Regions from separate parts of the Homo sapiens genome. Here region 2 is linked to region 1. Evidence: read pairs that join two places in POLR2A ChIA-PET (ENCODE). Cell type or tissue: IMR-90. All regions are shown on one strand. Links, peaks and the distances in the headings refer to the core of each region. The heading gives the core; the rest is flanking DNA.

Region 1 (5,374 bases), core at 171-5,170:
TCTGTGCCCTACCTTCAGTGCCTCCAAGCTCCATCTCAACCACCCTGTGCCCTCTTGCCTGGGGATCAACCCCTCCTTTCTCCAGAGAACCCCTACTTCACCTAGCACGTTTCCATGTGAATTTCAAAGGCTAAGTGCAAGGATTAGGTTCCTCTGAACTGGTTGAGATCTTTCAGGCTTCCTGTCCATCCCCCAGTGTCATGCCTATTTATCTCAATTTATGACACCCACACTTTCCCAATAATCCTGTTGCCTTTCTTGGTGCTTTTGTTGCTCCCTATAAATTGTCATTAAAGAGGTTGGATAGGAATGAGCCTGCAGCCCACTACTAGAGACTTCTCTCCTGGTCAACATCTACATGCTAATGACAGAAGGATTAGGTGGTTTTCTAATTATTGATTACTATGGAACAAATGACTTCAAACATGCTGATGAAAAACTGCCAACCATTTTCTTCTGCTCACAGATTCCTGAGTCAGGAATCTGGACAGAGCACAGCTGGGATGCCTCTTCTCTGGTCCATGTTTAGGACTTCTGCTGGGAAAAGCAGACACCAGGGGTGGGGGAATGAACTGAATGGGTAGGGGCTGGAATTATCTAGAGGCTTCTTCATTCCATGTCTGGCATCTACACTGGAAGGACTCAAAGACTGAGCTGAGTGGGGACTGTCACGTGTCGAATGACATGTGTCCTCTCCATATGGCTTGGGTTTCTCATAACATGGCAGCTGGGTCACAAGAGTGAGTGTTCCAGGAGAACCAGACAGAAGCCGTGGGGTCTTTTATGGCCAAGCCTCAGAAGTCAAAAAACATTACTTTCTCCATACCCTACTGATCAAAGCAGTCACAAGACTGTCCTGATTCAAGAGGAGGAGCATAGGTCCCACCACTGGATCGAAGGAATGTCTAACAATTCTATAACAGCCACAGCAGCACTGGAAGCCTACACCCAGATGCCGAATGACTTGGGAGTCCCTTTGATTCAGGGTATAGGCCCCACCTGACAGGCTACTCAATGGCGATAAGTCATCAAGAATAAGCAGTGCTGCGAGGCTTCTGACATTCCTGTAGAGAGGCTGTGGTATAGGCCAGGCTACCATGATAAGGATTGTCTAACAGAATGAAGGCTCAAAGTGGATACTAGGTCTCCTAAAAAAGGCAGAACCCCTATTATCACAACTGGAGCATGCAGGATGTCAGACCAGCAATGTGTGACATGACGCCATCACACAGGTTAGCTGAGCGCCTTCAATCCCTCCTCCTGCGATCACATGAGAGCTTGTCAAATGCCCATGCTGATATTAAGAAATACTGTATCTATAGCATATTCCTGATCCAACAATTCAGTCACTGCCTTTCTAATATGCGTCTTTTTTTTTTTTTTTTCTGAGTTTCGCTCTTGTTGCCCAGGCTGGAGTGCAATGGCGCGATCTTGGCTCACAGCAACCTCTGCCTCCCATGTTCAAGTGATTCTCCTGCCTCAGCCTCCCAAGTAGCTGGGATTACAGGCATGCACCACCATGCCCAGCTAATTTTGTATTTTTAGTAGAGAAGAGGTTTCTCTATGCTGGTCAGGCTGGTCTCGAACTCCTGACCTCAGGTGATTCGCCCACCTCAGCCTCCCAAAGTGGGATTACAGGCGTGAGCCACCACGCCTGGCCTCAAATGTGCATCTTTAATCGTCTCGACAGAAATATTTCCAGTGATCAATGTGGATCTCACCAAACTGGGAAAGAAGTAGGAAGTATACACATCGAGAGGAAAACAGGAGAAAGCAAGTGGAGGTAGACGTTAGAATTATTCCTGAGTTCCTCTAGAGATGGTAGAAGGGAGGTGGGATTCCAGGGCTAAGTGGTTCCAGGTGGTCCCAGCCTACCAGCTTTCAGCTTTTCATTAGTGTCCCCTTCAAGGCAAGCCCCATCTCTTTCAGAGAGCAAACATTTACATTGATCTAGGGTCGCTGGAGGCCATTTTACCTTGGAAGTATCTGGGAGTTGGGAGCTGATTAAGGGCAATACAGAACAAATAGCTCAGAGATGGTCTGGGAAAGAATGAAGAAAGTAAAATTGATATTTGGGGTGAGGGGTGCAGCTTTTCCTGTGGAAGCAGTGTGCAGTAATCCAGGGCACTATCACTGCTGTGAGTCATCAACTTCTGGGTCTCTGGCTCAGACAATCTTAGAAAGCCAGAGCTGGGGGGTAGGGGTGCCTGTTCCAAGGTCATCTAGTCCAACCCTCGCATTCGAGAGATGTGGAAACTGTTGCAGAGTCCATTTGTGCCCACTGAATATCCATGTGCTTCCCTGAATTTCCCAGCCTTCCTTGCAGTTAGGTGATTAATTCTAGCCAATGATACATGTCACTTCCGGGCCCAAACACTGAAGACAGTATGTGCCTCCCCCATCCCTCTTATCCCCTGCCACTGTGACCAGACAGTCCATGTACCCTAGATGGCATACCTACAAGATGGAAGAGGATCTGTCCATCCTCATCAAAGCAGGAAATACAAAGCTTCACTGTGTGAAGACACTGAAAACTGGGGTCTTATTTGTCACTGCAGCATGGCCTGGCTTAGCCTGACTACTATGGAAATTGAGGCCTAGAGAGGGGAAGTATGGATATGAGTAGCCCTGATAATGTATGTCAGATCCCCGCTCATTCAGGAAAGCAGATCAAAGCAAGTAACATGGTAGGAATTTCTGCTATAGGGTGATGATCATGCAGCATTGACCCTCTTGCTGTCATGCTTTATAATTAACAAAATCTATTCATGACCAGAGTCATATAGTGAGGGAATAAGGGAGTCAAAAAGTAAAATCCAGGACTTCCCCCACACACTGCCTGATTGCCTATGCTTTTAGAATACTGATATCTTTTTAAAAGGTTATAACTCTCTTTTATCCTCCCCTTTCCAAAAAAAAAAAAAAAAAACTGATTGGCATAGGCTTATTTTTTCCCACAGGTTTATTTTCATAGAATATTTATTTCAATATTTAAATTTTGTCTAGAGAAGGTTCCAATAGCCTGGAGATCATTGGAGGTACCCGAGGAGTCATGGGTACCGGGGCTGGGAAACTCCGCCCTTGGGGGGATCCCTGGCTGAGAGAATCCCCTTGGTCGGTCCCCACAGAGGTACAGCACCCACTGTCCCACTCAGACCAGCAAATGAAGAAGTTGGATTAGACCACATCAAAGCAAGATTTCTTCAAAAAAATCCAAATCAGATCCAGGTTCCTCTTCTTGAGACCACAGAGAGTGGGTGAAGGGTGCCTTCTGTGACTGCTTCCTCTTTCAACAAAAAGGGGAATGGCTGTAGGCCTGAGGGTGGCTGTTTATGTCTGGGAGAAGGTGACAAGTTAAAGACCAGGGTTGGGGACTCATGCTCTCTGGGGCTCTGTGATGTCCAAATTGCAGCCTCTACCACAGGGAGCCCCAGCTCTGCTGAGAGGCCCAAGCCCTCTGTAGCCCCAACCCTGGCTGCCCAGCCAGGCCCACCTGATCTGGGATGTCGCCTCTCACCTTCGCCTGCCCTCCCCTCCCTGTCAACACCCAGATGGGGAACCCACCCCTCAGGTCCCATTTCCCCTCTAGCTCCTTCCTCCTGGGAACTCCATGGTCTGACTTCCATCTTTACCTTGATTCTAAAACTATTCCAACCAAGGATGTCACTGAGATGCTATTGCCAAACAGAAAGACCTTAAGTTCAACCAGGCCCCATCACTTGCAAGTTTGTAGCCTTCGTTCGGCAAGTTATTTTCCTTCTCTGGTCTCAGTTTCCTCACCTGTAAAATGAGAATGATAATAATAGGACCTGCCTCATAGGGTTATTGTAAGGACTAAATGAGGTAATGGGAGTAAAGCACTTGTCAAAATGCCTCCTTCACATAGTCTATCATGCGATGAGTATAAGTTAACAATCCTTCATCCAAAAGCCCAGTATTTTTTCTTCTTTTAGGAGGTAATATGGTGCATAGGCTGTCTTTAGTATATGTCCCCCAGTGGGTGCCAAGTCAGGGCCTCACAATCAGACACATTCATGATGCTGCAGTGACCATGTCAACTTTTACTTGGAGGGACTTCAGACTGCAAATAGCCTCTCCAGTTCAGATCAGATTTTGCTGCTAAATGAGATTTGGCACCAAATTGACAAAATGAAGAAACAAACAACAACAACAGCAAAAACAAACAAACAAACAACCCTTTTCGTCCCTGGGATCTTTGGGTTTCAGGCTTGCAGATAGGGAATTATGAGTTTGTGTTAGTATTATTCCTATTTACACAACTAGATTTTCCTGTCACCTAGAACACAGAATGGACTCAATGACTCCTTCCTAGGAAGTCCTGACTCCAGAGGTCTTCCAGACTCTCCTCCACCCTAACTCTCTCCCTTTGGCTCCTACAGCCCTGGAGCCAAGGTAATGCAACCGAAGATAGTTTTATACCAATATCTGCTGCAGAGCCCCATGTACCTTAGTTAATCCTATGAGGGCAAGAATAGCATTTTCTACTTCTCTGATCTTCTTAGTGACAAGTAAAGAGCTGAGTACACAGTCAGTGCTTAATACATGCATCCTACATGAATACTGCTGACCTCTCTATGCCTCTGTTCTAATCTTGGCTCACTTGGTGCTGGAAGAGGTAGCGCAGTGTACAGAAACCATGTAGCTTCTGGGTTCGGCCAAGCCTGAATTTTAGCCTACTCAGGCACCTCACTGCTTGTATGTTTCTGTCTGTCTAGAAGGCTCCACTTCACATCCATAAAATGAACATAGTAACCCACTGTGCAGGGTTTTCCCCAAAAGAAGCCGTCTGTGTAATACACCTTGCACAGGGCCTGGTGCTCACTGGGAAAATGATAGAACTTGAGTCACAGGGTCGTTGTGAGGATTACACGAATGAAAGTTTATGTGGGTCTTAAACGCATGTTCTGCACGGTCAATTTTTTTTTTTTTTTGCTATATTTGAGAGTTATAATTTTGCCCCTTTTTTGTGATAAATATATATAACATAAAATGTGGCCAGGTGTGGTGGCTCACACCTGTAATCCCAGCACTTTGGGAGGCCGAGGCGGGCAGATCATGGGGTCATGAGTTCGAGACCAGCCTGGCCAACGTGGTGAAACTCCATCTCTACTAAAAATACAAAAATCAGCCGGGCGTCGTGGTGGGCACCTGTAATCCCAGCTACTTGGGAGGCTGAGGCAGGAGAATCGCTTGAACCCAGAAGGTGGAGGTTACAGTGAGCCGAGACTGCGCCACCGCACTCCAGCCTGGGCGACAGAGCGAGACTTCACCCCCCGCCCTCCAAGAAAAGTATCATTTACCCATTTTAAGTGCAAGTTCAAAGGCATTAAGGACATTCACACTGTGTGCAACC
Region 2 (5,374 bases), core at 231-5,230, 66 kb after region 1:
TCTGTTGACCCGCCCGCCTCAGCCTCCCAAAGTGTGGGATTATAGGCGTGAGCCACCACACCCAGCCTTTTGAAATCTTGGTCTCCACTTGTGTATTAGTTTATAGAAATTCAGTTGATTTTTGTGTATTGACCTTGTCTCCTGTGATCTCACAAAATCACTTTAGTTGTAAGAGGATTTTTTTGATAGATTACTTGGGGTGTTTTTGTTTACTTATTTTTGTTTTGTTTTTGTTTTGAGGTAGAGTCTCACCTTGTTACCCAGGCTGGAGTGCAGTGGTGCAATCATAGTTCACTGCAGCCTCAAATTCCTGAGCTCAAGCAGTCCTCCCATCTCAGCCTCCTAAGTAGCTGGAACTATAGGTACATGCCACCATTCCAGCTAGTTTAATTTTTTGTAGAGATAGGATCTCACTATGTTTCCCAGGCTGGTCTCTAACTTTTGTCCTCAAGCAATCCTCCTGCTTGGGCATCCCAAAGTGATGAGATTACAGACATGAGCCCCTGTACCAGGTGTGTTTTTGTTTTTAATGCAGACAAGCACATATTGTCTATACATAGGAATAATTTAATTTCTTCCTTTCCTAACGTATGCATTGTATTTCATTTTCTTGCCTTATTGCTTTATCCAGGATTTGCAATACAGTGTTGAATAGGCATGGTAAGAGTAGATGCCCTGACCTTGTTCCTGATTTTAGGGGGAAAGCATTCAGTCTTTCATTTTAAAATACAACATTCGTTGCCAGTTTTTTTGTAGTCATTTAACTTTTTAACATTCCCTTCCCACTAGGATGTATGCTCCATCAAAGCAGGCTCTCTCTGCTCTCAGCTCAACTCCCAGTGCCTGGCTTAGTGCCTAGCAGAGAGTAGGCCCTCAATAAGTATTCGTGGAAAAAAAATGAAGATTTAGTACTTCTCTACTTCGCTAACTTAGCCAGCCACAATCAGGGTTCTGTATGACAGACAACAGAGGGACTTGGCTGAATATGCACGACATTAGAAGAATAATCTTACAATAAATACCCCAACAGATCCAACTAGGCATTGGCCCCATAGAGTTGACAATCTTAAGCTGCAGAGCATTTGTAGATCAGCTTTTCTGCAAGCTATCCTGTGTCAAAGCATTTATCTATGAGGAATAGATGACCGCAGTATAATAATTATTTCAGATCAAGAGCATTCCATTCCCAAAAGGAATTTAAACAAAAAGCTTTCAGCTCTGAAAAACAGGGGTTTTCAGGATAGAGAATCCCATTGCTCTGAAATCTTAGGCCCTCAGATGGGTGGGGTTGTTTCGCTAAATTTATTTCAGCCACTTATAGAAACAGAAGGGGGAAGAAGGGGGTGGGTGCCTGCACACCAACCCTGGCTCTGTAGCATTAATATCTGCCGGGTTCAGGCTTTTATTTGGGTTTTGTTTTACGTTGCGGGGCTGGAGAGACAGGCAGGCAGCAGGAGTGTCTCACAAATGCACGACTTTCAAATTGCAGTTTCCTACCTTTCTCCATGTACGTTATCGAGAGAGAGAGAGAGAGAGAGAGAGAGAGAGAATCTGCTTGCTTTCTTTCCGGCACAAGTGTGAGTGGAGGGAAACTGGGGTATTTGTCCCTGGCCCCCATGAGAACCCCTACCCAATCCCACACACACATACCTCCAATGGCTCTACTACTTGAATTTTAGGGGTTGTTGGATATAAAATTCAGGCCTTTTAAACCGTGTTTACCTCCTCCCCAGCTTCCCCAAAGCACTGAACACACATTCTCCTTAGTCCCTGATACCTGAACAATCTCTTCTGCCACCCAAACCCCTATAACTAGAAAAAGGATTTGAAATGATGTTGCTTTTTTGGCCTGGCGTGGTGGCTCACGCCTGTAATCCCAGCACTTTGGGAGGCTGAGGCAGGTGACTCATGAGGTCAGGAGTTCAAGACCAGTCTGGTCAAAGTGGTGAAACCCTATCTCTATTAAAAATACAAAAAATTGGCCAGTCGTGGTGGCAGGCACCTGTAATCCCAGCTACTTGGGAGGCAGAGGTTGCAGTGAGCCGAGATAGCGCCACTGCACTCCAGCCTGGGCGACAGAGTAAGACTCCATCAAAAAAAAAAAAAAAAAAAAAAAGAAATGATGTTGCTTTTTTCAAACTTGTTTTTTGCTAAATTTGAAATACTTTACAAAGCACAGGTTAATGACCTCCCACAGATGTAAGGGGAAACTGAGGCACAGGAGCAGGAGGTGGCAGCAGGTGACCCGCACCTACTGCAAGTGGCTGAGATTGAAGTCCAGTATTGATGTCCAGTCCTTGGCTGGCTCTCAGAGGTTCCTGGCTGAACTCAGGACTAGAGAAAGCCTGGGCTCTGTATCTGGGGGCTTGCTGCTGCCTGGCTGCTGCTGTTTGCTGGCAGAAAGAGGAGACATGCATGAGGAAGCTAAGAAATCTGCTGTGCCCGAGACTTGAATAACTACATGAGAACATGGGGAAGTACCGTGCACAGTGCCCAGCCCATGGGAACCCAAGTGCCAGTTTTCTTCCTTGGCTGGGTCACCAAGGAAGGTGGGAGAAGGAGCGTCTGTCCTCTCCTCTCTCTACCCCTGAGGCGGGAAGACTGGCAGGGACTGGTGGGAGGGAGGGTGGCCTGGGGCAGATGCTGGGGAGAGGCCTGGTTTGCAGATAATCCAGGGGGGTCTTGCTCTAAACTGTGGGGTCATCTTCAGGGCAAATCAAGGGATTCACACTTACTAGTAAGCTGTAAAGTGTTCACAGGTAAACCAAGGTACTATTTTGTCCTAGCATCAGTGAGTTTGCTTTGGAATTATCCTCCACTACTCCCTAGCAAGGCCCTGGTATGGCCAACTCCACCCTGAGAGCTGTTCTTTTGAGAAACAGGAACCTCCCCAGCCAGAGCAGAGATCAGACAGCTCTTGGAGGGTTGCCATGTGGACAGCCGGCGGGGGAGTGAGAGAGGACGGGTCTTTGCCACAGCCCTGTGACTTCTTTAGTGCTGAGTTTCTCCCACCAACTGCACCCTCCACCCCGGGGTACTGTGGGCCCCCAAACCAGGGCCTGCTCTTGTCTGACCAAAGGCAACCAGATCTGCTGCAGCTGCTGGGTGAGGAAACAAGCTCTCCCAGAGACCAGGGAAGCAGCTGGAGAAAGATTCCTGCCAGCCCCGGGGGTGTAAATATTTATACAACGTGGTGCTGGTGCGTGGGAAGAGGGAAGGCAGAGCGAGGTGGCAGGAATGAGGAGGCACTGACACGGACAGATTTAAGGAGGCTGCACTTGGGGCCCAGCTAGGAGTGAGGCGGCCCAGGCAGGAAGGAGCAGGAGGCTGCTGGGATCCTAATCCCCACTTGAATTCCTATGTCAAAGAGGCTGGGTCTTTGCCCCCAGCTCTCCTGCCACAGTCAAGGGGAGCAACTTGGAAGAACATTCATCACCCATCCCCTAGTCATTCCTCCTGTTGATTATAGCCCTCTATATAAAGCAGGAGGCACTGCCTGGAATCAGAGATAAACCAAGTCCACAGGGCCTAGGAGTAAGGGCCTTTGGCCTCCTGAAGTTTATGCTTTTCGGGTCTTAAAGGATGCTGGACCCCGAGAGTTGGACTCCAGAGCTAAAGGCTTAGAAAATATAAACAAAATACAAAATGTAAGCAAAGAGTTGTCTCAAGCCTTTATATAACCAACAGCACTTCCCTCAAGTGACAGGGAACACTGTGCATTGATGAAGATGATGAAGGACAGATGGGACCCAGAAAGAGAGCAAGGTGTGCCTATGGAAACAGCCCTCAACCACACTTGCCAGAGAAGCAGGTGGCCACCATCAGCACAGAGCCTAGAAAAGATAAGGCAGTCCAGTGGGTGTCTACCTGGAGCTCTTGAGCCCCCTCACCCCAGGATGCCGCTCAGCTCCGGGTGTGCCCAGGCAGAGCACTGATCCACCGGCCCCTCAGCCGCACCCACTGAGGACTGACGCCCCAGGATGGGAAGCATGCCTGGACCGGTGGGGACAGCCAGATGGACTCCAGTCGATTTGCCTTGGACAGCTGGGGAGCAGGGCCCAGGATGCTCCCACCCCACCCCACCACTCCAGACAGGGAGGGGTGTGGTTGCAATTTCTAGGATTTCTCTGCCACTATGCCCATCAAGAAGTGCCACCTGCCTCATCAGTACCAGGGCTGACCCTCAGAGCCTCCCACAGGTGGGGTTTGCCCAGCGGCCAAGAGTCTTTAATACACCCCACAATTACCAGCCTCTTCTAGCATTCCCCCTGCACCCTCAAAATGACCACTGGCCAAGGGCTGTGATAGTGGGAAAAAAGGACTTTCCACTGGAAAACTGCCTCTGTCTCCCCAGCAGACACCTCTGGATGCCCAGGTCAACTTCAGCCACTGAGTCAGAATTGAAGGAAACCCAGACTCGGGTCCCAGGAGGCAGTCCCTATGCTGCAAAGTCTTCAAACACAGCACCGAGTTTTGTAAGGAATACATTCCCAGTGGGTGCAACTCCATGGAGCTCCAGCCTTTCCTGGTCTAACCTGGTTAATCCTCCAACCCACAGCCCGAAGGGTGGATTCCATTGCCTCCCCGAGCCATGAAGTCCCAGGCCCACACACTGTGGAGGAGACACCATCTGCCCCAACCCTCAGCCCAGGCCTGGCAGACAACATCAACCCTAACAGGGAGAGCAGCACTGTCCCCATCCCCCTCCCCAGAAGGACACCAGGGCTGGGAGGAGAATCTTCAGGCGCCCAAGACCTCTTCTGCCGCCGTGGCTCTGCCTGCCGGCTGTGGCCTCCTCCTTGCCAGCTCTGCTTAAACAGATGAACAAGAATAAAAGCTGTGTGACCCAAGGAAAGCTTTAGGGAAAAGAACTGAAGCTGAAAGGGAAAAAAAAAAAATCCCAAAAAACTCTTAAGAAATGGGAGAGGATCAGAATTCAAGAAACAGACAAAATAAATCATCCAGGAATCCAGATGTAAAACAAGGCAGGCCAAAAGAAAATAAAAATTATGCTAAGAAGGCAGAGTGAGGTGGGGAAAGGAGCTGAGAAGGATAAAGAGGGGGCCAGTTATAAATATTCTGAAAAGGGAGAAGAATGTCAAAGCAAACAACACCCAAAAAATTTTTTTTTAAAAGACCCAGGAGAGAAAAGGAGGCAGCAGTGAATTTAAAACAACTGCCCTGATCCCAACCAAATCCACTCAGTAATGTTCTGGGTGACTACAAGTGAGTCTTAGGGCTTTTGTATATGTGTGGATTTCAGACTCTTCCTAACACTGAACAAGGACAGTCCTAGAAAAGCAAGCTTTCCTTCTCGCCTTTGTGTTTCCTAACTTTTCCCACCTCACCCCCGCTGTTAGTCTGTTGCAGAGAA

The links. ChIA-PET counts read pairs that join two places held together with the same protein. Peaks named below come from ENCODE experiments on the same cell type or tissue, not always from the same donor. Only the 100,000 strongest peaks of a DNase experiment are listed, where the experiment ranks them.
Region 2: POLR2A ChIA-PET joins it to region 1 with 5 read pairs; 13 of 35 experiments call an interaction of 5 or more read pairs at or near these places.

What each region holds. Positions count from the first base shown.
Region 1 is chr14:68,738,808-68,744,181 of GRCh38, forward strand. No RefSeq gene overlaps it. Among named protein-coding and RNA genes, the nearest start is that of ZFP36L1, 52 kb to the right of the region's middle. RefSeq lists an enhancer at 2,976-3,025. In IMR-90, for the core only: no CTCF peak of the experiment used is centred there; no DNase peak of the experiment used is centred there.
Region 2 is chr14:68,804,262-68,809,635 of GRCh38, forward strand. No RefSeq gene overlaps it. Among named protein-coding and RNA genes, the nearest start is that of ZFP36L1, 14 kb to the left of the region's middle. RefSeq lists an enhancer at 2,885-2,934. In IMR-90, for the core only: no CTCF peak of the experiment used is centred there; a DNase peak (open chromatin) is centred at 3,140; H3K27ac peaks cover 3,067 bases.